Regions from separate parts of the Mus musculus genome. Here all the other regions are linked to region 1. The links are chromatin loops, found by intact Hi-C in ENCODE. Cell type or tissue: heart. All regions are shown on one strand.

Region 1 (4,000 bases):
ACGGAAGTGACACCTTGCGAGGCCCTGCCTGCCACTCTGCACACCCTCTCTTCCTTCCCAGAGTGTGAGGCTGTCTGATTTTCAGATGACCTCCTTGCAAGCAGGGGAAAGTAGGCTTCCAATACCCAGTGGCACTGCAGGCCAGGCCTCTGGCTAGCTGACTGCCGTAGCTGGTGGGTAGATGTGCTTTCTCCAAGGAAGAGGAAAGAGGGAGAAGCAGAGAAGTGGGAAGAAAAGCATCCACTGAACTTACTTTTCCTGGGCTTTTCATAGGATCCAGGGCCAGGTACATTGGTGTGGGTTTAACCTATTTGAGTTGAGACCCTCAGATAGAACAGGGCCTAAAACAGTCCCTGTGGCATGCAGGAGGGGAGTGCGGTGGGTGGCTGCCCAGGGAGGTGTTGAGTCACACGGCAGAATGTCTAACGGACTCAACTCCAGAATCATCTCATGCTCTTCAAAAGCAAACACACAGCTCTAGTCTGCAAACAGTTAGAAAACCATCCTAGGTTTGTCTGGCTTAAAAGCAAGACTAGTGGCCAAGATTTGGTACCCTAGACTCAGGACACCTAATATTAATGAAGGCGTTTTTCCTCTATTGCATGGACTGCCGGACTGGCCAGCTGTTTATCTCCAAGGCCACAGGACTGTTTTTAGAGTGGAGGTCTTTAAGCGATCTGTTAATACATGGTGCAAGTTAATCCCCCTTACCCGCCCCCCTCCCCCAAGGAATCAACCTAAACAAGAGCTAGAAGGGCTTAAGGCCAACAAAAAAGTAGGACTTCTTCATTTTCTACCTCTTTGCTTGAAAAATACTACTACTCTGTGGCCCCTTTCTGGACTTATCTAGCCTTCCTGCATAAGTGTGGAGCAGCAATCTTTAAGGCCCTTAATACCAAAACAAAACCCTGCCATTTCCCTTTACACAGCAGTAACAAAAGCAACGAGCTTCCAGTTTGACAAGTAAAAAGCCCCAACCACACAGCCCCCTAATTGCCTTCCCTCCCTCTATTCACGGAGACCACCACACTCCCGGCAGCTGCTTTTGTGGCTCCCGCAATTTCTTAAGTAAACTGCAAGTTCTCTATCCGCTGATGGACAGGCCCTGATCACCCAGCAACAATCTGTCGGAAAGTGCTGCGAACGCCACCGGCAGGCAGCGTGGGCTAAGAATTTACTTCCCAGCTTTCTCAAAGGACAAGGGAAAAGGAAACTGGGAGAGGGCTAACCCAGTTACAGCCTCTCTCCCCGCTTAAAATGAAAAGGGGGAATGTCTCTTAAAACGCTTCAAACTAAAAACTTCTCCTAAGTAACTCCTTGGAGGTGAGTTGTTGTCCTGTGGCACTGTCTAGAATCCATTCCCTAAGTCCCCTGACTTGTCAGATGCACACCCAAACATAGAACATTCCATTAAAAAAAAAAAAAAAAAAAAAAAAGCTAAAGCCGGTTGCAAAGTTGGGATTAGCAAGTGGGTGGGATGAGAAAAGAAAAGAAATAATAAAACTTGCTCAAACCAGAAACAGAGAGCAGTACTTTAGCATGGCATTAGATTAAAAACCTGTGGAGAAGCTGAAGCAGGGGCCAGAGACTGTGCGCTCACACCCTGGGAGCCCCATCTCCATGCAAAGCTAGTTTTGTTGTGTTAAATACAGAGGTTTGAGATGCCAGATCAGGGAAGTTATAAGGACAGGAAACCAACTTTGGCCGATTAGACAGAACTGTCTAAATAGAAAACATGTATCTACATGTCTCTATAGGAAAGCTGTGTCTACCTACTGCTCCCAAACACACATATTCAGACAGGAAAACGCAAAAGTGCACTTAGACTACACACAGCTGGGAAGGAGGGGGGCTGGGAAGGGTGGAGGCTGTCACTTTAAGTTGGTGAGTGAAAAAAGGATGGATGCCCTCCAAGTGCAGACACTTCCAAATTAAACAAAATAGTGTAAAACAAAAAGGTACCTCACTTCCTCCCTTCCTTCCTGCCTTCTTTCCTTTCTCTCCTTTTTCCTTTTCTCTCTTTAACCTTTGTTATTGTTGTTTTAAAGGAGACTAAACCAAATCGACTCAGTCCATCAGGACCTTACCAGTCAACGTGCATCAATCTTAAAAGTTACCGCGCAGTGACAGTGGGCATGACCTCGGCTGAGCAGGGAGCATGCAAGGCTGGACACTCAGGCACATCTCTTACCATCTAGGGGTCGCCGCGCTGTCCTTGCCGCTGCTGGCTCGCAGGCATGCTGCCGCGCGGATGGCCCGGGCCCGCTGGAGGGCAGCACCCGCCCTGCAGCCCGCACAGAGCCCGCAGCTCCCAGGAGCAGCCCGCAGCAGCCGTGCCGCGCCGGATACTCAGGCACAGTTCCATTCACAGCGAAGCGCACAATAACGGGGATCTCCCCCGGTCGGTTCCACAACAATCCACCCCCAAAAGAGGGAGGGGGCGTTATATATATATATAAAAAGGCAGGGCTTTTTCACTCTTCTCTTTCCCCCCAACCCAGCATTCAATCAAAAGAACAAAGCCTGATATTTTGTTTGCCGACTTGGCAAGCATAAAAGCAATTTCAATAATCCGAGCGAGTTCACCTAAGTTGGTGAAAGTAACGCTCTGCAGATCTACAGTGAAATTAAGCTTTAATAGCTATCTGATGCTATTCAGAAAAGGACGGGGAGGAAGCTAGCTGAATTTAGATAAAGTTGGAGGACCACTTCACTCCGAAGCTTCCCCCCACCCGAAAGAATCCTATAAAATTCTTGACAACATTCATATCTTAATTAACTCAATGAATTCTACTCTTTGTGGGGGAGGGAATACAAAAAACCAAAATAGGTTATTAAAAACACTTGTATGTTAGAGAATTCACAAGGATACACTGTATAACATTTTTCATGACTAACTTTAAAAGAGAAAGGAAAAAAAAAAAAAACACTCCCAAAACTTGGGGATGTGTTTCTTTAAAGCAAATTGTCCTAACACATATTAAACCACGGCTGCGCATCTTCTAAGCATAGTAGGAAAAAATGACTATTGATCTTCAAATAGCGATAATTGAAAAGATCAAAAAGATTAAACAAAATCAAGAATGCGCTGACTTACCATGCTACGCTTTTTTTGTTGCAACTTTGTAGAAATTTCACTCAAAGAAACTGCATCAGAGGTGTCAAATTTTTTAGCGGACTGTGATCGTATTATTTCCGCGGCCCTGCCTTCCAATGCTTCAGAACTTTCTCCCTTTCTCTTTTTTGTTTGTGGTACCTAGCTTTTTGCTATAGACTTTAAAAGCCTTCAGCTCAGCAAACCAGCACAAATTATCTTGCCACCTTGCGCAGCTCTGATGCTTTGGCCGCTAACTTTGGAAGGCCCTTTACTACTGCATCAAAATTAGCATTGTCAAAGCAGTTAATGAATATTAATACTGTATTTGTCATTGGAGCTGGTCCGTTGCTGAACTCCAAGTCACCCATCAGGGACAAGATTAAGAACACAATTATTTCTGACTGACAGGGACCAAATCTGCTAGAATTTTTTTTTTTTAACAATTCGGGGGGAAAAAACCCACAATATCATCATCTTAAGGTGTCTCCCAAGAGACTGGGAACCAGATTAATACGCTTTTAATGAAGTAGAGATCATTATGTATGAAGGGAAAAAAAGAGAAAAGATGTACTATTCAAGCTATTTAGTTATGGTGGAAGCTAAAGTTAAAAAAAAAAAAATGCAGACAGCGTATCTTTCTCGACAGCTGTCCAGATTTTATTCATACTGTTCTAAAGAAAAAGACTTTCCCCCCCCGAAATCTTTTCCTTTTTAAAAAAAGAACAGAGAATGAGCAGTTCGCCCCATCTGGGATAATTTTCCACTTCTTCACTTTTACTGTGGCGGCTCAGGAAAGACAGCACGGTAAATAATTCTACACAAATCTGACAAGAGACACCTTCATCAGCCTAGCTTCTTCTGCCCTTATTCCCCAGATTCCGAGTCCTGTCTCTCTCACTTTAT
Region 2 (4,000 bases), 250 kb after region 1:
AGATGGCTATCCGGCCTCCTGAGGGTCCCATTTCTTAGGCTGCTCATCTTAGATAAAGGGTTCTTGGCATTTTAAGTATTTCAACTCAGTTTTGCTTTGAACAGGAAATGTGTGCTGGAGGTTGTCTATTCTACTATGAAGAAGGTCCTTTGGTCCCTGAGACTCCCTGGTAGCCATCAAATGACTATAGGTCCTTTCCCAGGTCCTTTCTGGGTGCCAGGTCCCCATGTGCTGCCTGCCTGCCTTGGGAGTAGAAGGGGAGGCTTGGACTTCTTGGCAGGGGTGGATGTGGGTGTGTTTTCACCTCAGGCCCGAGGGTGAGTCTGTCCCCTTAAGGGTAGCTAGCCAGAGCGAACAGCTTCAACTGTGCCACCGGGTGGTTTAGAGGTATGGTTAGCAAATGTCTTAGCATCTCTGAGGCAAGACTTTACAGTTGTAGTGAGTCCTAGGATCCTGACCTTAATTTCCCAGAGAACAGGGCACAGGGGTTGGATTCAGACTTCCGGCCCTGACTCCCCGTCCTCCACCAGCCACAGGCGATCCTCCCTTCCCTCCCAACCTCCAGCCTCAGGCAGCTGCACTCTATCAGGATGCAATCTAAATGCAGTCTTAAAGACCTTGAAGGTGGGCCAATGGTGAGTTCAAGGCCAACCTGGGCTCCCGTCGTGATCCCCTGCTTTTGAAAAGAGGAAGGAGTGGGGAGATAGCTCAGCCAATAAAGCAAGAGGACTTGAGTATTGTAACCCCAAGCAAGAACTGACATAAAAAAGCCAAGCACGGCGGTCCACTTGTATTCCTGAGATGGCGGATCCCTGGGCTTGGTGGCAGGCAGCAAGCCTAGCTGAACTGTCGATTCCAGGTCAGTGAGAGATCTTGTCTCAAAAATCCAGGTAGAGGCTGGGGAGATGGCTCAGCCATTAAGAGCGCTGTTGCTCTTGCAGAGGATCCCAGATTCAGGTTCTAGCCCCCACACAGTACTTCACAACTATCCAGAACTTCAGTTGTAAGGGATCTTCTCACCCCCGCGGGTACCAGGCACACAGGCAAACCACTCAATCACAAAAAATAAGATAAACACACCTAAAACCCAAAACAAGGCAGAAGGTAGTTCAAAAGACAGCATTCATCTCTGACCTCCACAAACACAGGTATACTTATGTACCTGTACACACGTGAACACACACGTGTATGTGCAACACTCACACAAATACCAACTGCAAATATTTGCAGAGTTCGAAATTCCCCAAATTTTACTCGAGCATTATCTGTGGCTGGGAATTATCTACACATCCCCAAGGACGAAGCTGAGACAATCCTGGTTGCTCTGTGTCCCCAATACTCAGAAACTGCCTCCTGGCAAGCCATGCCGACTGCAGCTTTCCAAGACAAGGCCTCCCACTTTGCACACCAGCAAACTGAGGCTCAGAGCGAAAAGTCACTGAAGTGCTCCGTGTCAGGTGGCTGAAGCAGGACCAGAAGCCCAGACTGGTGAGGTAAAGGCGCCCCCAGCTAGCCTAGCTGTGATTCTGATTCATATGAGAAGAGCCCACTCATCCTGCCAGGGAACCAGGCAGATGGGGAACAGCACTCAAACGGGTCCTGAATGAGACAAAGTGGAGGTGTCACCCTTGTCTGTGGACCTCCCCTCCTTCCCAGGTTCCTGATGTCTTCCCTCCGGTAGCAGCTTTTCTGGAAGTGTTATTCACCTGGAGAGCCGACCCTGAGAATATTTGGAGTCAAGGAGTTACATGAGCATGCTGGCGTCCACACATCAGCCTGATGCCACGGGTCCCCTGCCAGCTTTGAGGTCCCATCTTTCCAGAGTCAACTGCATTCCGTGGGAGGATTGGGGGGGGGTGCACGTATGGGGGAGGGGGTGCGCGTGCGCGCATGGCCCTTTTTGTTTTGTTTTACTTGGGTTCGGTTCTGGAGATGGGAGTCAGGCCCAAAGGCTTGCACCAGCAGGCTTTTTACTGATGGAGCGGGCTCCTCAACCTTGGCGTTCCATTTTGCAGTAGAAACCTGACCCTGTTCTCAGTTAAGAGATGAAGACACAGAGGCATACCCACTGCCTGATTCCAATCTTGAAGCTTGTGCTTATGTCACCAACTGAGAAGGGACATACTGTCACAGCAGGGAGCTGAGAGTATGGGGGTGGGAGGGGAGCGCAGCCGAAGTTCCATTGTATCACAGCGGGGCGGGGGGGAGGGGGGGCGTGAGGCACGAGACCGATACTGGGACTCCCGAGATAGCCTTTCTATTCTTGGTTCTGCAATGAGCTTGCTGTGTGCCCTTGGGCAGATCAGTTCCTCTCTCTAACGCCCAGTTTCCTCATTTTCTACAGCCAAATGCAGAATCTTAATGGCTTTCCCTTTCGGTTCGACAAGCCCAGAGCTCTAGCCTGGGTGCGGGCTGTGTGTGAAGAAATAGGAGTCTTGGTTTCGTTTTGTAACCTGGGCCCCTCCAGTGCCTACCAGCTGGGGCTGGGAACAGGACCAACATTCATTGACAAATGAAGGTGAGTTTCAGAGAGGCAGCCTGGGCTGTCACAAAACTCTGACAGAAGAAGTGCAGTGCTGGGGAAACCCCAGGCTTCTGTAAGCCAAGGCTCTGATTGGTGCACAGCGTTTGCTCTTCCTTCAGACCAAGGCCTCCAGCCAGTTCCCAAGCCATTAGCTGCTGGTTTTGATCAATGGCAATAGCATAAACAACAAATAAGTCCATTCGCTGGCAATTTCAGTCATTTGTGGCATTTAATTAGCATAATTGACCCAAACTGGAACTTTTCCTTCCACCTGAATTTAAAAATACATCCCCACTAACCCTCAGTACATCTGAGAAAAATTTCTTCTTCTTTTTTTTTAATGAGGCTTTAACTAAAGCCCAATATCAAAACACTATATAATACTTTTATCTCATCGAAGACATTTGATGCTTATTAAAATATTACTGCTTTAAGGCTTATTTTTTTTTTTTTTTTTTTTTTTTGCCCAAGAGTGTGTGCAGAGCCTCACTCCTCAGATAATAACAAAGAAATCTTAAACATGAAAAACACACATGAAAGGTAATATGTTCCCCGTTAGTCTCAGTATCATTTCCCCAGGATTTATTACTTTCCAAATATAGCATTAGCTTAAAACTAAAAGGCCGTTTACAGTAATGGGACACTTGGTACTACTTTGGAGCATGTGGGCTCTCCCAGGGCCTTGTACAACGGCTTCATTAAGCGGGGAACTGTGGGGGAGAACGGCTGGGTTAAAAAAAAAAAAAAAGAATCCCAGCATGTCTCCTCCAAGGCCCCCCAGATAGGCCACCTACCCTGACCCAAGGCCCGTGTCTAACAAGCTCTTAATTCCGCTTTCAGAACTGCTCTTTCACGCGTTGTTTCTTCCAGAGATGAAAACATTTTCGAAGCTGACAGGCCATCAATTGGGTGCCACCCGGGAAGAGAAGCCATGGTCTGCAGCTCTGCTTCCTGGCCCCACCACCAGGAGAATATGGGACTGCCAGCCACACCCAATGGGCCGCCCTAGGTTTGGGAGGTCTCTTTTTATCCTGAGAGAAGGCTTGGGAGCAGTTACGAAAGCGACGAGCCTACCGGCTTGGACACGGAGCAGCGATTGCTTGGCTTGTTGGGTATGGCTGAGGCCTGTATACAGTTGGATGACCTAAGTTATGGAAGGACAGAGTAGTCATGTACACAGAAGGGCCCTCTTGAGTGGCAGCTAGGGCCACTGTAATTTTGTCCCATGGGGTAGCCTGGGTCAAGCTCTCACTGGAAACTGCCAGTCAGCCGAGGGACCCTGAGGAGACTCACATTATCTGTTTGCTGTTTAGGTCCAGCAGTGAAGGCCCCTACTGATTTGGGGAACCAGCCTCCTGGCGCTTCCTAAATGCCCTGTTTTGAGAAGTTCCACAGAGTGAGGGTGTAAGTGTCTGGCCTGAAGGGAGAGACATGCTCCCCCTGGGTTCCAATCCCCATCATACCTTAGCTGTCAGC
Region 3 (4,000 bases), 560 kb after region 1:
TGTGGGCGTGCGCTTCACAGACAATATGCAGCTGCCTTAAAACATACAGTGAGTCCACAGAGTGAAAAACACTAAAGAAGAGGAAAACCAAAACTTGTTCGCTGGTGAGTATGTGAAGAGGCAATGGATGTTCAGTCGTAAAAGTCCCAACAAGCAAACCTTAGAGGAGAGAAACATCAAGGAAGGGAATCTGCGCTTCCACTTTCCACAGAGGTCACTTTAAGAAACTGGCTAAATGTGTTATGAACTGGATGGTTCACAACAAAACCAAGCCTGAGGGAAAAAATAAAACTCTTAAATCAATTTCACTCCATATTTTAAATTTCTTATACCCTTAAGTATGATTTTTTTTCCAGCCTCCGAAGGACACAAACTCAAGCCAACTAACAAACAAAAATGAAACTATTTTTACACGTGGTCCACTACCCACCAGGTTTATACTAAGTTGAAATCAATAGCAAAGTCTGGCATGGTCCATCCGAGCCCTACTTTAACGCCTTGTATAAGCAAACTTAAAATAGTTGACAGAACGCACATCCTCAGCTACTATTGCACAGCTTGAAAACCTCCCCCTGGAGATGAGATCTGGCACAGTCCCCATCAGCACCAGCTGAATGCCCTGAAAGGCTGTGAGCAAAGTCAAAAGTGCCTAACCCACTTTAAGCTGTGCTCTGAACCTCGCCGGCACAGAACTGGATAAAAGACAGTAAGAATAGCATGAAAAGCAAGTCAAGATTCACGGAGAGAGAAACGAGATGTCAAAACCGTTATGTATCATTTCAAGTTACCAACTGATTTTAGTTTGGCAAAGCACAAGCCTGGCGTGTCTTATTCAAATATTGTTGTAGCCCTAGGGCCTAAGTCTGAAATATCTAGTTCAGTCGGTAGTGTTATATTATACAGCCATGAATTTCCCTTGAGCATAAACTTTAGGAGGGCAACGAACAGAGGGGAACCGGTTTATTATGGAGTCATCACCTTGAGGGTTTTGGTTTCTTCGGGAAATATCGTTGCTCATTGTCATCTTCCCCCCTTTGATGCTGGATGCACTCAGAGAGGACATTCATTTAGAAATGAATTAGCTACTGTGATGCCCAAGGAATTGTGGGTCATACCTGAGAAATGAGTGCGCCATGGAGAAACCAAGTAAGGCGCGCACAGTGCTCATCGATGCCAGGGAGGCTGAGCAGCACACAGACGAGGACCGCACAGTCTCTGGCCGTCCATCTGAGGGGCCACGTGACTTCTGACCGCACAGTCTCTGGCCGTCCATCTGAGGGGCCACGTGACTTCTGACCACGAGACAGTGTGTAAGCAACCAGGGGAAAGTTTACTATTTATGAGTGAACAGTTTAACATTAGAACAGAGATGGCTTTTTGACTATGGCAATTAGCTTCTTCATGTTCCAAACACCAAGTAACATTTTCCCATTAATTTTTAAACCAATGTGGCTTTAACTTAAAATAAACTGTACATCAAAAGAATGGAAAATAAACAGCCAGGAACACAATTTGACGAATTGGATTTATTTAGTTTATTTATCTAAACAGGGACCATTGGATCTCTTTAATAGGCTGACAGTTGCACTGGGCTGGTTAATAAAACATTCAACACAGTGTCTTCAGCCAATATAGAAATGCAAATCCCATCAGAAATATTTTATTCATGAGGCAGTAATTTCTGTTACTACCATAGTTGCTTCCTTCCTTCCTTTTCTTTCTTTCTTTTCTTTCCTTTTTTTTTTTTCTAATGGCACTCTGCAAACAAACAGTGCCATCTAGTGACCAATGAAAAAGTCAAGTTTGTCACAGGCTTATAGTTAAGTCTGGCAAATTTTTACTCATTTTTCTTATTTTCAAGTGAGAGCACAAATACAAGTAAACAGAAAAGTTTGAAAGTAGCTGGCCAATAAAAAGGATTATAACAGAGAAAATTTCTAAAACCAGTAAGCCACACACACACACATGAACACACGTGAACACACATACACACACACATGAACACACACACACACATGAACACACACACATGAACACACACACGAACACACACATGAACACACATATGAACACACACACATGAACACACATACACACATGAACACACACACACACACATGAACACACATAAGCATGCCCTCATACATACACACAAACACCAATTTACCATTCTATCTAGAAAATACATACCTCAACTACATAGACAAATCAAAATGTTATAAAGCCTAAGTAAAAAAAAATGGCTCATTAATCATAAAGTGGCATCATAATTTTAATTTTTTAAAAAGCAATGTCACATAAGGAAATTTTTTAACTGAACAACAAAAGCCATCTGAGACGCTGACAACACTGAAAGATAGATAAGTCGACACAGGATGCATATGTGGGTGCACACATATCTGTTCCAGGACATACATGGCCTGGCCGCCATGGCTTCGGTGAATATGGAAGCTGTTTTCACAGGTCACCAAAGTCTACAGGGCCTAAAATCAATAGTCTCAAGTCTGAGGTGGTCATCATAAAATTACTCGCATTGGGAAAATGTCAGAGCTTTATAGATCAGGGAAATCTATTATGGCCCACTTCGAAAGTTAGCATTAAGTCCCAACAATACAATTCGTAGAGTGCCAAGATCATAATACTATTTCACTCAAGCACACATGACAGGGGAAGGGTCAAGGGCATGACCCTGTGATACTTGCTATGTGGGGAGGCCAGAGAAGCGCCCTGCACACTTGCTTCCCAGGACCGAAGGCAGGGTTACAGCCGAAAACCGTCTCTGGCGTCTCCCTACCCACCATGCCGCTCCACCTGTGCCCATCTATGTAGAGCTACCGAGGCTAAGAGCCTAAAATAAGAATCTCACTAGCAAAGATGGCTGCTTGCATAACCGCTTTCTAACTCCCTGCCCTGGTGGGACCTGACAAAGCCTATTCTGCAGGAGGAGCATGTGTGCACATGCAGAAGCTTTCTAAACAGACCACTGCCTTTCCCCAGAAAGGTCACAGGCTTGTGCAAATGCCTAGCAGAAACAGTCAGTGAGTTAGAGTTCAGCCAGCTGGGAGACCCACATAGGTCTGCCAGCCGCCTCAACACTGGGAATCTTCCTAGCGGAAGTACTTTAGAAAAAGAATCCCAGCTGCGTTCCACCCTGGAGTCTGTGCAAGAGCTTTATAGATCAGGGAAATCTATTATGGCCCACTTCGAAAGTTAGCATTAAGTCCCAACAATACAAGCCCCACAGTCACAGAGACTTTCTCCTACAATGGTTTGAGACTTCAGTAAGCAACACACAGAAGGTGCTCCGCTCTGGTCCAACTTCAGTTGTTATTTCTTGGCATCATCTAACATGGAGGAGAAGCAGAGAACAGAGCAGAAATGACCTACAAGAGAAGCCTAAGGAACAGAGTCCAGAACAAACTGCCAAGTGGTGAACTGCAAAACTGAAAACTCTGTATTAATCTGTCTTCTACGAATGCTCCAGATTATAAATCTTACGGGGACACGTTCACTGCAGCACAGTAAGGTGTGAAGGAAATAAATAGAAATATACAGGTGTTCAACAAGAGTTAACATCACAGAGAAGACAACATGCTCCCATTAAAATGATCTAGAGTTTATAGAAATTTAAAATGGAAGCATTAAGAACATATATTTTTAAAATATGGATGTGTGACATCATTATTATGTAAAGCTATTTACGGGAAAGGAGAGATTAGAAAACAGCCATCCAAAATGTAAAACATGATTCTCCTGGAGCAATAAGGCTAAGTTGATCTTGTTTTTTAAAATCTTTTGGGATATTCTGACATTTTATATAGAATGAAGGAGTATAACTGTTATAAACGGTGACATGTTCATGGAGAAGGGACGTTTCTTTGCTCAGATGGTTCTATCCAGTGCTACAGGTCTGGGGTTGCTAAGAGATTTACCATGACCGTAAATAAATCTTAATAAGGAGAGGCTTTTTATTTTATATACTGGTATACGATGTGGGACC
Region 4 (4,000 bases), 350 kb after region 1:
ATCTACTTGCCACTTGATTCTCATTGGCCTGTTTTCCCCATTGCTCCCTCTCCTTTGCCTCCTGGCTTCTCGTAACTGACAACCTACTCTTAACTTCTGCAAGACAAAGCCTTCTAATTTTTAAGACTCTTTTTATGTATGTATGTATGTATGTATGTATGTATGTATGCATGTGCGCCGCATGCATGCTTGGGGGCTGAGGAGGCTAGGAGAGGTGTGGGCGGATTCCCCGAACTGAGGACACACACAGTTGTGAGCTGCCATGTTGTGGGTCCTCTGAGAAGCTGCCAGTGCTCTAACTGTTGAGTCATCTCTTCAGCCACCACCCTCCCCTCACTTCGCAGTGCTGATTATTCACCTGGCTGTGGAGAAGTGTCTTTGCTTTATGTCATCCATCTGTCTGTCTGTCTATGTTGTAATCCATCTGTCTGTCTATGTTTGCTTTTGCTTTCCGTGATTTGGGGTCGTAGATGGTAAATCTTTGCATAGCCCAACAACACTGAGCGGTTCTCCTCTATTTTCTTCTAATGTTTCATGGCTTTGTATATTACTCCTTCTCAGTTGATGATGAAAGACATGGTCTAGTTTTATTCTTCTGCATGTGGATACCCAATTTTCCTCAGAAACATTTGCTAAAGAGACAGTCCTTTTCCCAGTGTATGCTCTTAGAACACTGAGTGAATATTTATTAGCATCTATAGTTTTTGAAGCCTCTGATGATTTTTGCCAATAGCCAGAGCTGAGGGCTACTGGGCTAACCTGACACATGTTTCAGAAAGACTCCATAAGAATAAAAGAAAACCTGGCATTTCTGTAAAAAGACATGGCACCTTGTAGGATTCCCATCAAACTTATGTGAACATGAGACCCTTGTACAAAAACATGTGTTAACATAGATGGAAACTGCTTTTGGATCTCCACGGAGACCAGCAATGAAGGCCGATACCCTTGCTACACTTTCAAGCAGAAAGCCCCACACTGTTAACTGTGCAGGATAAAGACCAAGCCTTTCCTCAACAAGGATAAAGAAGCAGCTACCCCATGTTCTCAGCAGGGACAGATGCCCGATGTCATAATTAAAAGGGATCTGACATGCTACCTAACACACACACACACACAAACACACACACACACACACACACTCTCATCTGCTCACACATGCTCAGTTACGAACATACATGCTCATACATGCTTACTTACACACAACTACACATGTTTATACATGCTCACACTCTCACACACACGCTCATACATGCTCAGTTACAGACATACATGCTCATACATGCTTACTTACACACAAATACACATGTTTATACATGCTCACACTCACACACACATACACACACGCTCACACATGCTCAGTTACAGACATACATGCTCATACATGCTTACTTACACACAAATACACATGTTTATACATGCTCACACATACACGCTCTTACATTCATACACATACTGACACACATATATACTCACTCACAAACACAAATACACATGCTCATATACGCTCACACATGTATACACGCTCTTACATATATACATACACAAACACTCTCTCACACACATATGCTCTCACATATATCCTCACACTGACACACACACACACACTCACACATGAAGCCCTCCACGAGCATCCTCTCAGTGAGCTGTCCAACCACGAGGGACCTCATTCCTTCACAGGACAACACATTTCATTGCTGGGCAGATCCAGTGTCTGTTATGTTGGCCACGAAGCAGCCTCCCTCTAACCTCTACTGTTCACAGCTCAGTGATTTGGCTGAGCAGCAGAAGCCTCCCTTCTTCTCGACGAGTGCCCCTCGGTACTCTATTAAAGTGGGACAGGGAACACCACTGTACACACAGGACGGTACAGGAGCCAAGCGACGTAGATTTGAGCTGAAGCCCTGGCCCAGACTTTCCGGCATGACAACTAAAGTCCCTTAGGCCTGACTTTCATCATGGTTATAAAAACTGCATAAACACAAAGACAACGGAAAACTGGTGTTCTTGTGAACAGTGAATTAAAAGTGTAAGTCAAGTGCTTTACGACGGCCAAGCACAGTACAAAACATACTTGTGAACAGCGAATTAAAAGTGTAAGTCAAGTGCTTTACAACGGCCAAGCACTGTTCAAACAAGTTGATGCTTTAGTAGTACTTTAAGGTACAATATTTCTGTTTGAGCAGCTTTTTGGCCAGTTCAATCCTGTGTTAGCCTTGTCTGCGGAAGCTAGGCTCATTCAGCTGCTAAGCTAGAAGTGAACACTGTTCACGAGAGCTCCACAGCGCCCTCTATCTGCCTCTTGCTTCAGCAAGCCAGTGAATTCCAGCACTGTTGCAAGACCGAACGGTGTGCAGATACCACCTGCTGACTTGTGACCAGGAAAGATAAAGAGTAGCAGTCCCAGAACAAGGCCTGGTCTAGAGTCTTCTGTTCACTACGTAGGCGGCCTTGGTCAGATTTGCTTACCCCAGGTTCCCATACACACGAGGAGAGAAGCAGGATATTTTACATGGTATCTATTAAAACAAAACAACACGCGTCAAGCTCCCAGCAGGATATTTTGTTCATTTGACTGAAGGGTATTTTAACCAGTGTGGTTTTTAAAAAATTAGTGAAAATCTCTTTGAAAAGTCTACATTGTCTTCTAAAACAGTGGGCTTCACCTACATGGAGACAGCGTTCCAGTCAGCGTCAGTTCTGCATGGGACCCACGTACACCTCCTCTTAGGCTTTCCTGTCTTTCTGTACGTAGGCTCTCTGGTCTCAGCCTCATTGTGCTGCCCAGGCTGCCTGCCTCTCAGTGCGTAACCTTCCTGTCTCTGTGGCCCAGCTGCTGGCATTACAGGTATATGTCCTTGTGTTTGGCCAGATAAGCCAATCTTCAACCGTGTGTGATTCCAGACCACTAGTAACCGTTTTACTAACAAAATTGGCAAAATAAAGTTTTAGAAGTAAATTGATTCCTGGGAACAATTTGGTTATTCTGTAATTCCCAAAAGCTTCTACTGTAAAAATAACATCTTTAGTCTGTGTACTCATTTGAAAGTCCCTCCCTGTGAGGGGTGCATCTGTGTCCAACTTGGTTCTGTAACTACATTCCTGAGGTCAGGGAACAGAATTTGTAAAAACTCAGAGAAACGGATACATCTCCAAAGGAGAAATACAAATGGCAGCAAACACAAGAGAAGATGCTTGCCATCATTTAGCCATTGGAGAATGCCAGAGCAAACCACGAGGCTTCCCCATCTGTGCCAAGCAACCCTAACAGAAAGACAGACAATAACAAGTGGTGGGAAGGAAGTCAGGAAGTCAGAGCCCAACACACAGCTGCTGGGCCGTGAACCACAACACTCCCCTCAGCACACAGCTGGCATTTCCTCAAAAGTCAAGCAGAGGAGGTACCGTTATCACTTAGGATTCTATTCTTAGGTACACAGAAAGGGGAAATGCAAACATACATTCACAAGAAAAGCTTTTCAACAACATTATTCATTATAGGCAACAGGCGGAGACAACCCAGAAGTTCACATCTTGGCAGATAAGCAGATGAATAAAGCTTGTGAGTATACTGGTAAAGTATGTATATACGCACATGCACAGTATAGGAGAAGGCTACTGGCCAACCAAAAGACACTTGGTATTAACACACGCCTCACCATGGATGGCCCTTGAATTCATTATGCTAAGTGAAAGAAGGGAGACACAAAACGGCCCATGATGTTTGACTCTGTGCATGTGAAATGACCAAAACAGTCAAACCTATAGAGACAGAGGAAGATGGGCCATTGTCAGGAGATGGGAGGGACAAGGAATATTTTCTTTTAAGGGTGATGAAAATATTTCAGAATTGACTTTGGTGGTGGTGGTTGTCTGACTAAGCAAATATGCTAAGAGCCAGGGAACTATACATCTAAATGGGTGGGTATGTGGTATGCAAATCATATCTCAATAAAAGCTATTAAAAACTCAATAGAGGCACACAGTCATTAAACTATAA
Region 5 (4,000 bases), 360 kb after region 1:
TATGGACTTTTCTAATCCTTGTCCATAAAGGAGAGTAGAAATGCCTCCCTTATTAGTTTGCTCTGAGTGTTAAGTGAAACCAAATGAGACCATGATTACATAGCAATTAGAGTTTAAGTGCTCTTAAAATAAATGGCAATTAAGGACAGTAATCAATGATAATGGTGATTCAGAAATAATTTGCTTGGTTCTTTGGTTAGAAAACTGAGGAGGAAACCTTGACATGAGAGAGCAGAGCATCAAAGAACAAACAATCCTTTCACAGGAAAGCTGCAGCTCACTGAGGAACTAGGGAGGAGGAAGCAGCTCCTCCCTGGACCATGAGCCAGGCCTCAAGCCCCAGCAGGTCTAGTGTGGGACAGCCAGTGGGGGCCACTCCAAGCCGTCTCAGTCCACACTGAAACACAGACAAGGGCTCCCTGAAGATGTAACAGGAGTCTGGTGACAGGAACTGCAGATCTAGGAGGGTATCAGTGGTGTGGAAAGCTCTTGAGGATCAGCTTAGACACGTTCCTACATTTGCAACAGCTTTCACTCCATGCAGTTTTAATGCTGTCCAGTATCTGCCATCCTGAGCTTAAAAACAGCAGCAGAGTACACTGTGATAGTCGCATCCATTAATCTGTGCATCACACAATAAGATGCTGTATGATCAACAGCCCTGAACTTGCACTGGGATCCACTGGCAACAGAAGCAGACAAGTCATATGTTCTGAAAAAATGGTGGACAGTGAGGTGGGCATGGAAAACTGGGGTGCGCATACATGCTGCTATGCATGAGTTTCATAATCAGACCCATGTTTCATGCTAACATATGCATGTCAGCACAGGCTCTCCAGGGAGGAAACACCGCTCCCTCTGCATCCCTGCCCTCTCTGTTCATTGGGTCATGTCTTCCTTCCTCCCCTTTGGAGTACACCTTTAGCTGGATCTACAGAGATCGATCGTGAGAGAGGGAGAACAAGGGTGTGTGTGTGGAGGGATGGAAGGAGAGAGGGAGGAGGGCAGGGAGGGGTGCTCTAACAGTTTGCGTTATGGAGGCAGGTTATATCATTTAGTCTACACAGAGCCTTAAGTACAAACATGGTTGAGTGGAGAAACAAATTCTTAGGATGGGAGTCAAGTGAGCCATACATTTTCCCACTCACAGTCACCAATTTTCACTGAAATACACACTCAAGGTATCACCTTTGTTCTGCCTTGGTCCAGTAAGTAGAAATACCAGAAGTAGAACTTTAGGGTGGTGTCTGGCCAGCCCAACAGGACTAGAAGAAGGTGGGAAGGGAGTTTCTGAGTAAGAGGGCTGTGTATAGGTCAAACACAAAAGCAGACTGGGAATGGGGAGAGCCAGGTTTCACATGAAACCTGGTCATCCTTCCAGGATGAATGAGTGTCAAGGGCAGAAGCCTTGTACTCATCTTCCTGGGCAGTTACAGGAAGCTGTCAAGTGATGCTTCTCAGTTCCTTCCCAGAGGTGACAAATGGGACAGGTGTCTTTGGCTGGAGGGACAGAGAGTTGACTAGCTAAAGTGATGAAAACCACACAGGGGCGACTGGCTGGGAAGACCCAGGTGATGCTGGCTGTGTGGGTCGCTCCTAAGCTGCATCCTTCCTCCAGGGAGAGTTTGCTTTCTGCTGCTGTCCAAGGAGGCAGCATGAGCTACAGACTGCACAGCACCGAGTAACGGCTCCTGGCGCCACCCCCTGGTTGCATACTCTCTACCTTGTACCTCACAGGATTCAGAACGGTTTACATGAGTACTCACCAGGCATGTGTGGAAGGTCACTGGACTGGGACTCAGACACCTCTGGTACCTGGGCTGGCTTTGCCATTAACTTCAGTGCATGGCCAAGGAATCACCTTGAAGTTTCCCAGGCCTGGGGACAGGGCATGTGGGAGCAGCTTGCCAGTAAGAATTTGATATGCAAATACCAGGGATCATAGTGGGAATGCTTTGTGCTTAATGGGTTAAACAAACACACTAACCAACGAACACAGGTATGATTTAAAGCATCAAGTCCAACTTACGCCTATAGGGCCCTTAAAGCTTAGCAGTAGGAAGTTCTTGGCTTAGTGAGCCAGGCTGTGCTCTGGTCCTAAAACCAGGAAGTAAACTTGTTAAACTGCAAGTGTTCCAAATGATTCCTAGAAAGGGCTATTTTGCACAATCTGATGATTTGGGATTTTGTCAAATGAATGTCACCAGATATGCCCTATAATTAGGACAAAATATTTTAAAAGTTTAAAAACGAAGCTATTCATTAACTCATTGATTTTCCTACAGATTGGGAACCTGAATTTAAATGATACCCAAAAATATAACTGGGCACACTCACAAAGAGAAGAATGGATTGTGAGTCTTTAAATGGAATACAGAAGTTTAAAATGCTATTAGTGTTCAGATTCTCTGAGAACATTAAAACTGCCCATTAAATAAAAATCTAATAATTGGCCCACTGAATTGTGACATTTTGTAACCTGTACAGGAATGTAAGAAATTGTGGAAGAAAAGTTCTTTTGAGGCAGAATTTGATTTGCAGTGTAATATTATTCTAGAAGCCAAGGTCTCATGCACACAATTACAAACGAACAACAGTGCATAGTGGCTAATGAAGCCAGGACGACCGTGGAAATCAAGCCCAGGCGTGTGATTCACGACTCCCCAAGGTGAGTTCTATTCCTGCTTAAGGGAAAAAGCAGGCAAATACACAAACTCAGAGAAAACCCCCAACTTGAAACCGCTTTCTTATTAGGCCCAGCTTACAAACAAAACTAATCAGATTGACCTAGGGTTTCCCAGCTTCCTCTGCAGTGCCGTTAAATTAGCCTGATAGAGAGGTGTCAGCCAGGACAGAAACCCTAGGTTATCCAGGGCCTTCTAGATATGTTCCTTGCTCTCCAGGGTGTGGGTCCAAGGCACAAACCCACAAGACAGACACTGAAGGGACTAACTTCAAAGACTCCTGCTGTGTCTAGCAGAAGCAGTAAGTGAAGGCATGGCGATGCCAGCTGCTAGTGTGGTCTGGACACTGTAGAAAGTCCTGGAGTGATGTGGGTGAATCTTTGATGGGGATAAAAAGAGGACGGTAGATGTTCTGGCTGGTGCACCAGCAAGAGTGAGGTAAGAGGCATGCCTCAGGAATAAGCCGACATTCAGTCTGGGCAGGGCCTAGCAGGAGGCGGTGGCTGTTGGGAAAGAGCACACACGATGGGCTGGGAATGGACTGCCCACAGTGCCCATGCCACAGACACTGCTATTGGTACTTTGAATTGGCAGGAAACTTTCATGTCTACACTTTTTTTGTCTTTTAAATTTCCTATGACAGAGCCTTGCTTTATAGCCCAGAATGGATTGCAGTTGTGATTCTTATACCACAGCCTTCCAAGTGCTTGGCTTATAGCTATATTCCATCACACCTTGTTTCTGTGTAGGCTCCTTAGATAGAAGCACTGGCTGCTTTTTCCCAAAGGACCGTGGTTCAATTCCCGCACCACATGGTGGCTAATAACCATTCACACCTTCAGTTTCGGGAGATCTGACACAGTTTTTTGTCTTCTGCGGGCACTATATGCAAGTGGTGCACAGATACAAATGCAGACCAAACACCAATATTCATAAAATAAAAATAAATACATCATACACACACACATATGTGTTGTATATATGGCTCCAACTCTATTCCTTTTTGGAAGTTTTGTTCAAACTCACTAGATGCTGACAGAAGATGAGACACACACACACACACACACACACACAAATGTCAGCAATTGCTAGAGGCAGACATAAAGGGAAATGAAGGTAGAGAAGAACCAGGTTTAGAGGAAGCCGGTGAGCAAGAGGGAGACAGGAACAGGCCACATGGACTCCAGACAAGGCACATCAGTATATAGTGGAGACCTATACTCCCTGAATATAATTTCAAGCTTATTTTGTATTTCAACCAATCCACAGTGATACAAATATCTGTACCTTATTACATTTTGCTTGGGAGCCTGCAT
Region 6 (4,000 bases), 150 kb after region 1:
AGGGGCTTGGAATGTCACACTTTGAAGTGTTGTCAAAACAATCAGGGGTGAAGGTGGGGGGTGGGAAGACAACAGGGAAGGCCCAACATTAACCCTTCACGCACCAGGCTCTCAATCTTTTGTGTCAGGAAGGATTATGTTGTTTGAGTGAGGTGAAAACATCCATTTTTTTTTTTTCTGGGCAAGCCAGAAAAAAGAAGTTGCCGGGCTAAATAAAACCTCCTCGATGAATAGGCTCCCTCTTGGTTTCCTGCTCCATTCCAAGTTCAGAAATGAATTCAAGATGCTGCTCACTTATCTGCTCAACCTAGGTAGCAAGCAGCTCCATCGGAAAGCAAGCAACCATGGGGGTGGATGAAGCTGTAGAGAGCACCCTTAAAAACGAACTCTCTCACACGTATCACATCTATCACATCGCAGTGCCTACCACTGCAGCCCTGTGTCTTCTTGCATGCTGGGGGTTGGGGGGGTGGGAATAAAAGTAAAACTACCCCTTCTGTCAACTTCAGTACTGTTACCGTATTCTCTGGAACACAAACATGAGCAAAGCCCTAATATTGGCACTTCCAACCCTTCCCATCTGCTCAACTAGACTTCTTCTCCTTAATGTATTTTTCTATCTGAATGTATCCTCTTCATAAGCCATTTCTATTAATGTATCAAAGATTATAAATTAATGTTCTGAGGAAATCTATGTCCTTCTAAAGTAAAAATCATTACTATCAAGCTTTTACAACTTCTTCAGCAATTAAAAGATTGTTCTAGAGATGATTCATCAAAAGCCAATTTCATGATAATTCTTAATTCTTTACATTCTTAAGCAGAAAAGCAGATACCAGGATTTCAGAAAGTCTTAGCCGGTCCTGTTCATAAGTAACAGAAAACAGCAAAAAGCACCCCAGCCAGCAGGAACGGAAGAGAACGAATGAGCTTACTCCTAATTTGTCTTTACAACTCACAGTCAAAACCAGACCCTATGAAGCCCTGAGAATTTCAGACCTGGGACCGCTGGTTTGCCTGTAGGTTCCACCCCGGGCTGTAAGGAATCTGGAATTGCAAGCTGGCCCTAGTGTCCAAAGGCGTCTAGAGGGACATACACCCGCCTCTCAGCTCCTTGCCAAGGCTTCCCTCAGCAGCCTAAATAAATAACCTCAATTTCGGAGCACATACTGCTTAACCAGGTAAGGGAAAGAAAAGAGTAAGACGAGGCAGCGTGCACAAATATGTCTGCTGATGTTTGACACGCAAATACTAACATAACAGCCTACTGGGTTTCAGAAATGCATTCTCAGAGTCAATCTGATGTCACAGCACAGGGCCACCCGCTAAGTCCACAATTAAAATAACTAGACGCTGTCTCTTTCTACAAAGCCCACAAAGGGGGGGCCTTAGGTTGGGAACCTTCCTTGTCTCACCGGGAAATCATTTATTTGACTTTAACAATTTCCCTGTTTCCTAATTACAGCACAACATAACTGTGTGAGTTTGGAGTTGTGGTGTGGCAAGATCGCCAGCGGTCACAGACATGCAGTTTGAAAAGGGTCAAGAAAGCCAACAAGCCTGCCATCAAAGCTCAATATTCAGTTGGTCTTTCGGGTGACTAAGTGGATTTTAAAATAAAACGAAGGAGGTCTGCGTTCTAGAAGGAAGGGGCAGAGGGGAAGAGGGAACCCCCAGGATTACTTTGGTATGTTGCTGGGTCCAGTTTGCTAACACGGACCCACCAGCTACCAAGAAAAACACCAGGCGCTGCTTCGGAGGCTGCTAGCAGCCTCCGGAAAGCGCGGGCCCTACTGGAGGAGGTCGGACTGTACCTCTGTCCCGGCTTCCACGGAAGACACGGAAGACACGGGCGCTGGGGAGGGGGTGTGATTGTTTCTTTCCTAGGCATTAAAAAAAAAAAATACCAGTCTAGCGTGCTTTAGCCATTCTACCAGAGCCTGGGGGGCGGGGGGAAACAAGTCAAACCTGATAGTTAATATTTTAATGCTTAAAAACACTTGTAGGTCTGACTGATCCAAGCCCAGCACTGCTCAATAGTGAGCATATTATTTCAGACAGCCACCTTGAATAAGCAAAAAAAGAAAAACAAAACTAGTGTGTGTAAACACGAGGTAGGGACCGCGGCCAGAGGTGCAAAGTGACAACCCCGGGAAGCCGGGTACTAACGCGCCTTGTGTGTCTAGAGCTTCGCAATCCAGGCTTTTTAGAGGGGAAAGGGAGGAGGCAGGGGGACAGTGTGAGGGAAGAGGGCAGAGGCCCCGGGGGAGGGGACGAGCAGGAACGAATGTCTGCAGTGAGTGCCGGAGGTGCGCCGCAGGGAGCGCCCCGGAGAGCCTGGCACCCCCCGCTGCCCTGGACTCCCCAAAGTTGGGTGGCCGATCCCCAGAAAGGGAGGCATCCCCAAACCTCCTACACCTCCTTGAAAGCGCTCACCCTAGCCTCTGTCCCCGCCCCAGGGGCCCACAGTGAGCTGGTCAGGATAAAGAAGGCCTCCGCACCCCATCCGAAAGCACCGAATTTCCCTTGACACAAAAGTCCACTCAAAAGGCCATCCCGACTACACACAAATCCAGAAGCCCGGCCACACAGGCCTCCCCACCACGCACGGCTCGCAGCTAGCAGCGTGGGGCACCCAAGCCCTGCCGGGTCTGCAGAGAAAAAGCACGCCCAGGGCCCCCGGGCCTGCGAAGGGACCAAGCCTGGCAAGTGTGACCTTCCCTTGGAAGAAGGGGCCAAGAGGCCCTTGAGCCTGCGATCGCCACTAGAAAGCTAAAATGACTGGCTGGGGCCAGAGCCGGGCGCTTCCGTAGGGCCGAGACTGCTCGCTCAGCACGGTGGCTCCTGGAGCCAAAGGCACCGGGAACCCGCGCGGCCCAGCCGGGCCTCCCAGCCAGCAGCTAAGGGGTTAACCTGGGGAAAGCCCAAGACGCACAGAAGAGGGAAGGAAGAGAGGGAGAAGAAAGAGCCACACAGTCCTCTTCCCAGGGACAAGAAACAAACACCACCAGCAAGAGGGGGGAGGGGGAAATCAGAGCTCAAAAAAAAAAAAAATGAAAAAAGAAAAGAGAAAGAAAAATTAAAAGTTCAGATTGGCACCCCAACAGAGCCCTGCCTGAGGAAAAAAAAAAAAAGGCTCCCCGAATCGTGAGGCAAGCACAAGAAAAGCCAGAACATGGCGAAGCGCAAACAAACCCAGTCCACAAAAGGCAGAGAAAAAGTTTGGAGAGTTCGGGCCGCGAGGGGGGGAGGGGAGGGGGGAGGGGCGGGGCGGGGGAGGGGCAGGGCATGCGGGGCCGGCAGGCGGGCAGGGCGGGGAGCGCGGTGGCACTTACGGTTCGGGCGGTGGGCGAGAGCGATCCGTTGGGGAGGTAGGGGCTCGTCAGGTCGGGGATCATGATGAAGGGGTAGCCGGGATACGGTGGCCCCTTAAAGAGCCCTCCATCTTGCCTCTTGGCCGCTAACATGGCGGGGCGGCGGAGGGGACGGCGGCGGCCGCGCGGCGCGGGAGAGAGCGGGAGAAACTTTTTAGCAAGTGTCCCCCCGAGGGCCCGCGCGCGTCCCCGGGGCCCGGCCGGCGCGGGAACTCGGGTAGGGTGGGTGGGGAGTGGGGCGAGGGCACCCGCCAGGCCGACCCCGGGGAGGGGGAACGCAACCGCGCGGTTTTGGGGGCGCGCGGGGCGCACTCACCTTCTTCCAAACTTTCCCGGGATTTATCTCGGAAACTTTCGGAGCGAGGCGGAGGCCGTCTTTCCGCCTTCCCGGAGGGGCGAGGTGGGGAGGGCGAGGGGCGATAGCCGCGCCGAGGGGGTGCGGGAAGGGAGGGTCGGCGGAGAAAGGGGTGCAGAAAAACACGGTTACAAGTTTTCGCAGCCAGCAGCCCGGGCCACCGTCCGCGCCGCCCGCAAGCCCGACCCGCCTCGCCTCGCTCGCCTTCCAGCCCCGCTCTCCCGGCCCTGGAACCGGCTGGAGCCACCCGCCAGCCCGAGGGGCTCTTCCT
Region 7 (4,000 bases), 240 kb before region 1:
CCACCCTAGAGCTACAGCATCAGTAACAACTCAGTAAAAGGCCTGGGGAGCAAGGCCTACAAACAGTGCGAGCGAGGTGCCTGCTTGGTCTGAGCATTTCTCTCGAGGAGGCCAACAGTGTGTTACCAGTTTTGGCCTCCTGTCTTGTCTTTATGACATGTGTTCTGGTGGGACCAGAGCCAAGGGAGCCAAGAAACGCTCCAGAGGCCTGACCCAGGCTCAAAGTTCTGGGAAGCCTTCCCTCTACATGTGACTTCTTAGCTGGGAACTGGAAGATGAGGAGACAGGCTGATGAGGTGAGAGGGCTGGGGAGGAGGCTCCGTGGATTTGGGCTGAGCACACAGGCAGGCTCTGAAGAATACAATACTTAGTTCCCAAGGATAGGAGAGGAGGCCCAGCCTTCAGGAGCCTCAGAGCCTCGAGGGCAGGCATAGGATGGGGCCAAGTCACGTGATGTCTTAAAGAGTGTGGGATTTTAAACTTTTCCCTGAGAACAGTTCAAAGTTCTGGAGAGATTTCTCCTAATGGGCTTATTCCACTTTGCCCCACTGGGTCCAAACTCAATTCCTGGCAATTAATGGGCACCTTGTGATCAGCTTCATAGCAGAACCAAGCCACCCCAGAGAAGATCCTCTAAGCAAGGTGACATATGTCGCCTCTTCCCCGCTCTCTTTGTCTTTTGCTATCTAGTATAGAACATAAAATCTACCCAGGGAACTGTGGCAAGGAAGGCAAACTAAGTTAACTCTTCCGGCCTCACAGTCTTGCCCTGAGCTTCAAAATGGACATTGGATACCGCCACCCTGACCAGTGAGACAAGCAAATTAAAACTGGTGGGTCAGGAGTGGCTGGGGGTTTGCCAAGGACCCCCTGGCAGGTCCCAGGTACTCTGAGCATCATGCTTTGGCCGGTAGTCAAGGAAGGATCCCCCCAATCTCCTGTCTAAAATATGTATTTATAGGTTTAATTATGTGAATTCACTTGCCCTTTGCTCAAAGAAAGTAGATACAGGGGCATTTTAATGCTCCACAGAAATGAAACTGTGTTGAAGCCAGCCTGACCTCAGACCGAATGTCAGAGCCGTTGGATTTTTTCAGCAGAAACATAATACTTTTTATAGAATGGGAAGTCAATTGAGAAATCATAAAAAAAAAAAAAAAAAAAAGTAGAGTTGGGAAGGGCTTTGTGCTCACCAGGGTTAGGTCCCTAGAGCCACTGTAGCCTTGTTCCCTGTGGGGAAGGGTCTAATGTTTTGTCCACTTAAGTTTTAAATATCTCAACCAATGGCTCATTCCTGGGAATACCTCTCCCGGGGCGCTAGATCTGGCCCTGCCTGTCAAGGCCCCTTCCTTGCTCCTCCATCTCACTCAGCTCAATGATATAGACAGGCATCTGCAGCGTTTGAAGCAAAAAAAGCCTTGCCTTTCTTTCCCTTTCATCTCCATTTCTCCTACCTGTGGAAACTTCCAGATCTGGAACGGGGCGGGAAGGAAGAGGCAGAGAAAGGAGGCAAGCTGAATATTTGTTCTGAAAGCGGCCATTACAAGAAGCCAAACCCCAGGCCTGGAGCCGACATTTCAGCTTTGGGAACAGGCAGGATCCATGGAACCTGCCTCACTGAAAGCTCAAGGAACCAGCTCAGAGCGGAGCTGCCTCTCGCCGCAGTAGCTGGGACAGAAGGTGGCAGCACAGCACCAGGCTGTAAGGTCTGCAGTCGTTGGAAGCTGGGGACCATCCTAACCCTTCCGGGCGTCCAGATCCCTCCTCTAGCGTCAAGAGTGTCCTGCTTAGGCTAGGAGTGACCCAAAAATCAGCTTTTAAAAGGCAAACCTCAAACATCCAGAAGTGTTCGAACGTGGTCGATTTTCTATGTAAAAACATCATGTTGCTAGAGTTTAAAAGATTCCAAATGGGGTCATAGGGAGGATCCCAAAGGACTTAAACATATAAAGTTACCCTCTTATCCCATGTAGGTAATTTTTAAATAAATTCAGAATACGTGCATCTTTCTTCCTTTGCGCTCTACAGCACTTCTCCAGCCATCTCTGAATTTCCCTTTGGTGTTCCTGTTTTCATTTGCTGATTTAAAAAAAAAAAAAAAAAAAAAAAAAACTTGTTTGGTAGTGTTTGCATGTAGTCCTTCCAAAGCAGGGATCCACACAGTAAGCACTTCTGACTCAAGAGCTGGACCCCTGCTGGGGAGCCAATTAAATGCACTGCCCACCAGGGAGAGTGTGATATTTTTTATTACTTTCTAATTTCGGGCCCTGAAATGGCTTCAGTGATCAGAACGTTTTTTTCTGCCTTAGAAACCTAAAGGAGCCAGCGAAACGATGCCTTTGATTTGTATTTTATTTATATCGGTCCATACTGGCCAAGTGCACACTAAGGATTTCCCTGGGGCCTCAGAGGGTTGCAGGAGTGGAAAAGCAAGACAAAGAAAAAAAAAAAAAAAAAAAAAAAAAAGCACAAAACTTTCTCACCCAGTCGCCTCTGCAGAGCAGGGAACTGTCAGGAACACTGGGAAAGGCTTTTTTGAGAAGTCGGTGAACTGAGAAAAAATGGATAGAAGAATTGGAACAAAACCATTTCAGTGGATTTAAATCTATTTAAACGACAATAGTAAATCAAAGCCATGCCTCTTTCTCATTACCAGTGGCCCCAGTGGTAGGGCCTCATAAATGCTGGCTAAGAAAGACTTGTGTTCCTTTCTAAATACATTCACAGGAAGCCCCACCCAACCCAAGGTGCAAGGATGCTTGCTTCTAAACTCCTGTTTGTTTTGCGTTTCCTTCTCTTCTAAAAAGCATCAGCTTCCAGCAGAAAAGCTTCGAAGGGGCAAGGAGGAGATCCAAACAGACGCTAATGAGGAAAAGAGAAAGTGAAGTCAAACTCTCCCTGAATGCCTGGATGTTTATTTATTTATCTTTGCAACAAGCAAGGATGCTTTAAAATCTAGAAGCACTCCTGGATAAAGCAAACCAGACCAAGTAGCTCACAAAACACCAGAAGCTCAAATTCTGAGCTGTTCCAAATCCTATTCACCTGCCAATGGGGTCTTGGCTGAAAGTCCTCGTCTTTTGTTTTTTCTTTTGTTTTTGTTTTTCCCTTTTTTCTTTTCCTTTTCTCCCGACTCACTGTTTAGCCAGAAGGTAATTCTGAATGCTTATGGGGGAGGGGGGACATTCCTACTAGCTAGTGCTCCCCTTAAAAACAGGAGCTGTTTCAATTCCCATTAAGCTGCTCTCTATGATGTAAAGTCTTTTAATGAACAGTCAGCTCGCGTTGAGACTATACGTGTCGAACCCTGCTCGCTAACAATTTTCATAAAATGTGATTCAAGAATTAAAAATTGCAGTGCTCTAAGAAGGTGGCTACTGTATGTTATTAGACAATGCTCTGCCAAGGCAATCTTTCCTATCTCTTACGCAGAAATCCCATGGGAACAAAACTGTTTACTCTGATTGTGTACAGCCTCTGCAAGTACCACTTTATCATAGGATTTAAAGTTCAACAACTTAGCAGACAGTATTTATTATTTAAGGAAAGGCTAAGTGTTTCTTCTGGGCTTCTCCGACTTCAAAATCACAAAGCAACCCCTCTCCTCTCTCTGCTTCCCTTCTTTCTGTTCCCTTCCTTTTCCCTCCCTTCTTTCCCTCCCTTTTCTTTCTTTCCTTCTTTCTGTCTGTCTGTCTGTCCGTCCGTCCATCTTCCTCCCCTCCCTCCTTCCTTCCTTTCCTCCCTTTTAACTTGCAAATTGGATGTTGTTGAGTTCTTAAAGTCCTTAACAATTCATTATCCCTTCAGGAAAATTTAACTCGATTACTTAAAATGGCCAATCTCCACTTTAAGGGAGAATATTCTATATAACTTCAGCTTAAAAGGCAATGTCCCAGATTAAATACATATACATATATATATATATATATATATATATATATGCGCCCCCTTTTAAAAGGCAGAGGCAATTATACAATAAGCAGAAGCAGACGCACTTGAG

The links. Peaks named below come from ENCODE experiments on the same cell type or tissue, not always from the same donor. Only the 100,000 strongest peaks of a DNase experiment are listed, where the experiment ranks them.
Region 2: it touches region 1 in a loop (2.1-fold over the local background); 2 of 42 quality-filtered maps call a loop at or near these places.
Region 3: it touches region 1 in a loop (2.3-fold over the local background); 11 of 42 quality-filtered maps call a loop at or near these places.
Region 4: a loop joins it to region 1, with 4 times the contacts of the local background. A loop is called at or near these places in 7 of 42 quality-filtered maps.
Region 5: it touches region 1 in a loop (2.3-fold over the local background); 6 of 42 quality-filtered maps call a loop at or near these places.
Region 6: it touches region 1 in a loop (2.7-fold over the local background); 10 of 42 quality-filtered maps call a loop at or near these places.
Region 7: a loop joins it to region 1, with 3.0 times the contacts of the local background. A loop is called at or near these places in 11 of 42 quality-filtered maps.

The regions. Positions count from the first base shown.
Region 1 is chr19:55,893,829-55,897,828 of GRCm38, reverse strand. All of the region lies in intron 5 of Tcf7l2 (transcription factor 7 like 2, T cell specific, HMG box), which reads right to left. Among named protein-coding and RNA genes, the nearest start is that of Gm52391, 42 kb to the left of the region's middle. In heart, a CTCF peak has its summit at 2,254; a DNase peak (open chromatin) is centred at 2,248; H3K4me3 peaks cover 1,396 bases; H3K27ac peaks cover 946 bases.
Region 2 is chr19:55,641,946-55,645,945 of GRCm38, reverse strand. It overlaps 4930552P12Rik (RIKEN cDNA 4930552P12 gene), which reads left to right. Exons shown (of 4, transcript NR_045318.1): 3 at 2,345-2,518; 4 at 3,395-4,000. Among named protein-coding and RNA genes, the nearest start is that of Gm41871, 57 kb to the left of the region's middle. In heart, no CTCF peak of the experiment used is centred here; DNase peaks (open chromatin) are centred at 1,795 and 2,435; H3K4me3 peaks cover 911 bases; H3K27ac peaks cover 2,191 bases.
Region 3 is chr19:55,333,874-55,337,873 of GRCm38, reverse strand. The region is part of intron 3 of Vti1a (vesicle transport through interaction with t-SNAREs 1A); the gene reads right to left. Among named protein-coding and RNA genes, the nearest start is that of Vti1a, 20 kb to the right of the region's middle. In heart, a CTCF peak has its summit at 1,779 (motif pointing left); no DNase peak of the experiment used is centred here.
Region 4 is chr19:55,544,021-55,548,020 of GRCm38, reverse strand. All of the region lies in intron 7 of Vti1a (vesicle transport through interaction with t-SNAREs 1A), which reads right to left. Among named protein-coding and RNA genes, the nearest start is that of Gm41871, 160 kb to the left of the region's middle. In heart, a CTCF peak has its summit at 2,293; DNase peaks (open chromatin) are centred at 2,290 and 3,310.
Region 5 is chr19:55,535,606-55,539,605 of GRCm38, reverse strand. All of the region lies in intron 7 of Vti1a (vesicle transport through interaction with t-SNAREs 1A), which reads right to left. Among named protein-coding and RNA genes, the nearest start is that of Gm41871, 160 kb to the left of the region's middle. In heart, a CTCF peak has its summit at 1,706 (motif pointing left); no DNase peak of the experiment used is centred here.
Region 6 is chr19:55,742,533-55,746,532 of GRCm38, reverse strand. It overlaps Tcf7l2 (transcription factor 7 like 2, T cell specific, HMG box), which reads right to left. Exons shown (of 15, transcript NM_001331146.1): 2 at 3,691-3,757; 3 at 3,336-3,460. Gm31734 (predicted gene, 31734) reads left to right here and starts at 3,330. Exons shown (of 3, transcript NR_168128.1): 1 at 3,330-3,371; 2 at 3,941-4,000. In heart, a CTCF peak has its summit at 1,784; DNase peaks (open chromatin) are centred at 2,302, 2,752, 3,422, 3,962 and 1 weaker place; H3K4me3 peaks cover 3,640 bases; H3K27ac peaks cover 3,477 bases.
Region 7 is chr19:56,132,007-56,136,006 of GRCm38, reverse strand. No RefSeq gene overlaps it. Among named protein-coding and RNA genes, the nearest start is that of Gm31965, 21 kb to the left of the region's middle. In heart, a CTCF peak has its summit at 1,680 (motif pointing right); DNase peaks (open chromatin) are centred at 206 and 1,686; H3K4me3 peaks cover 301 bases; H3K27ac peaks cover 302 bases; H3K27me3 peaks cover 739 bases.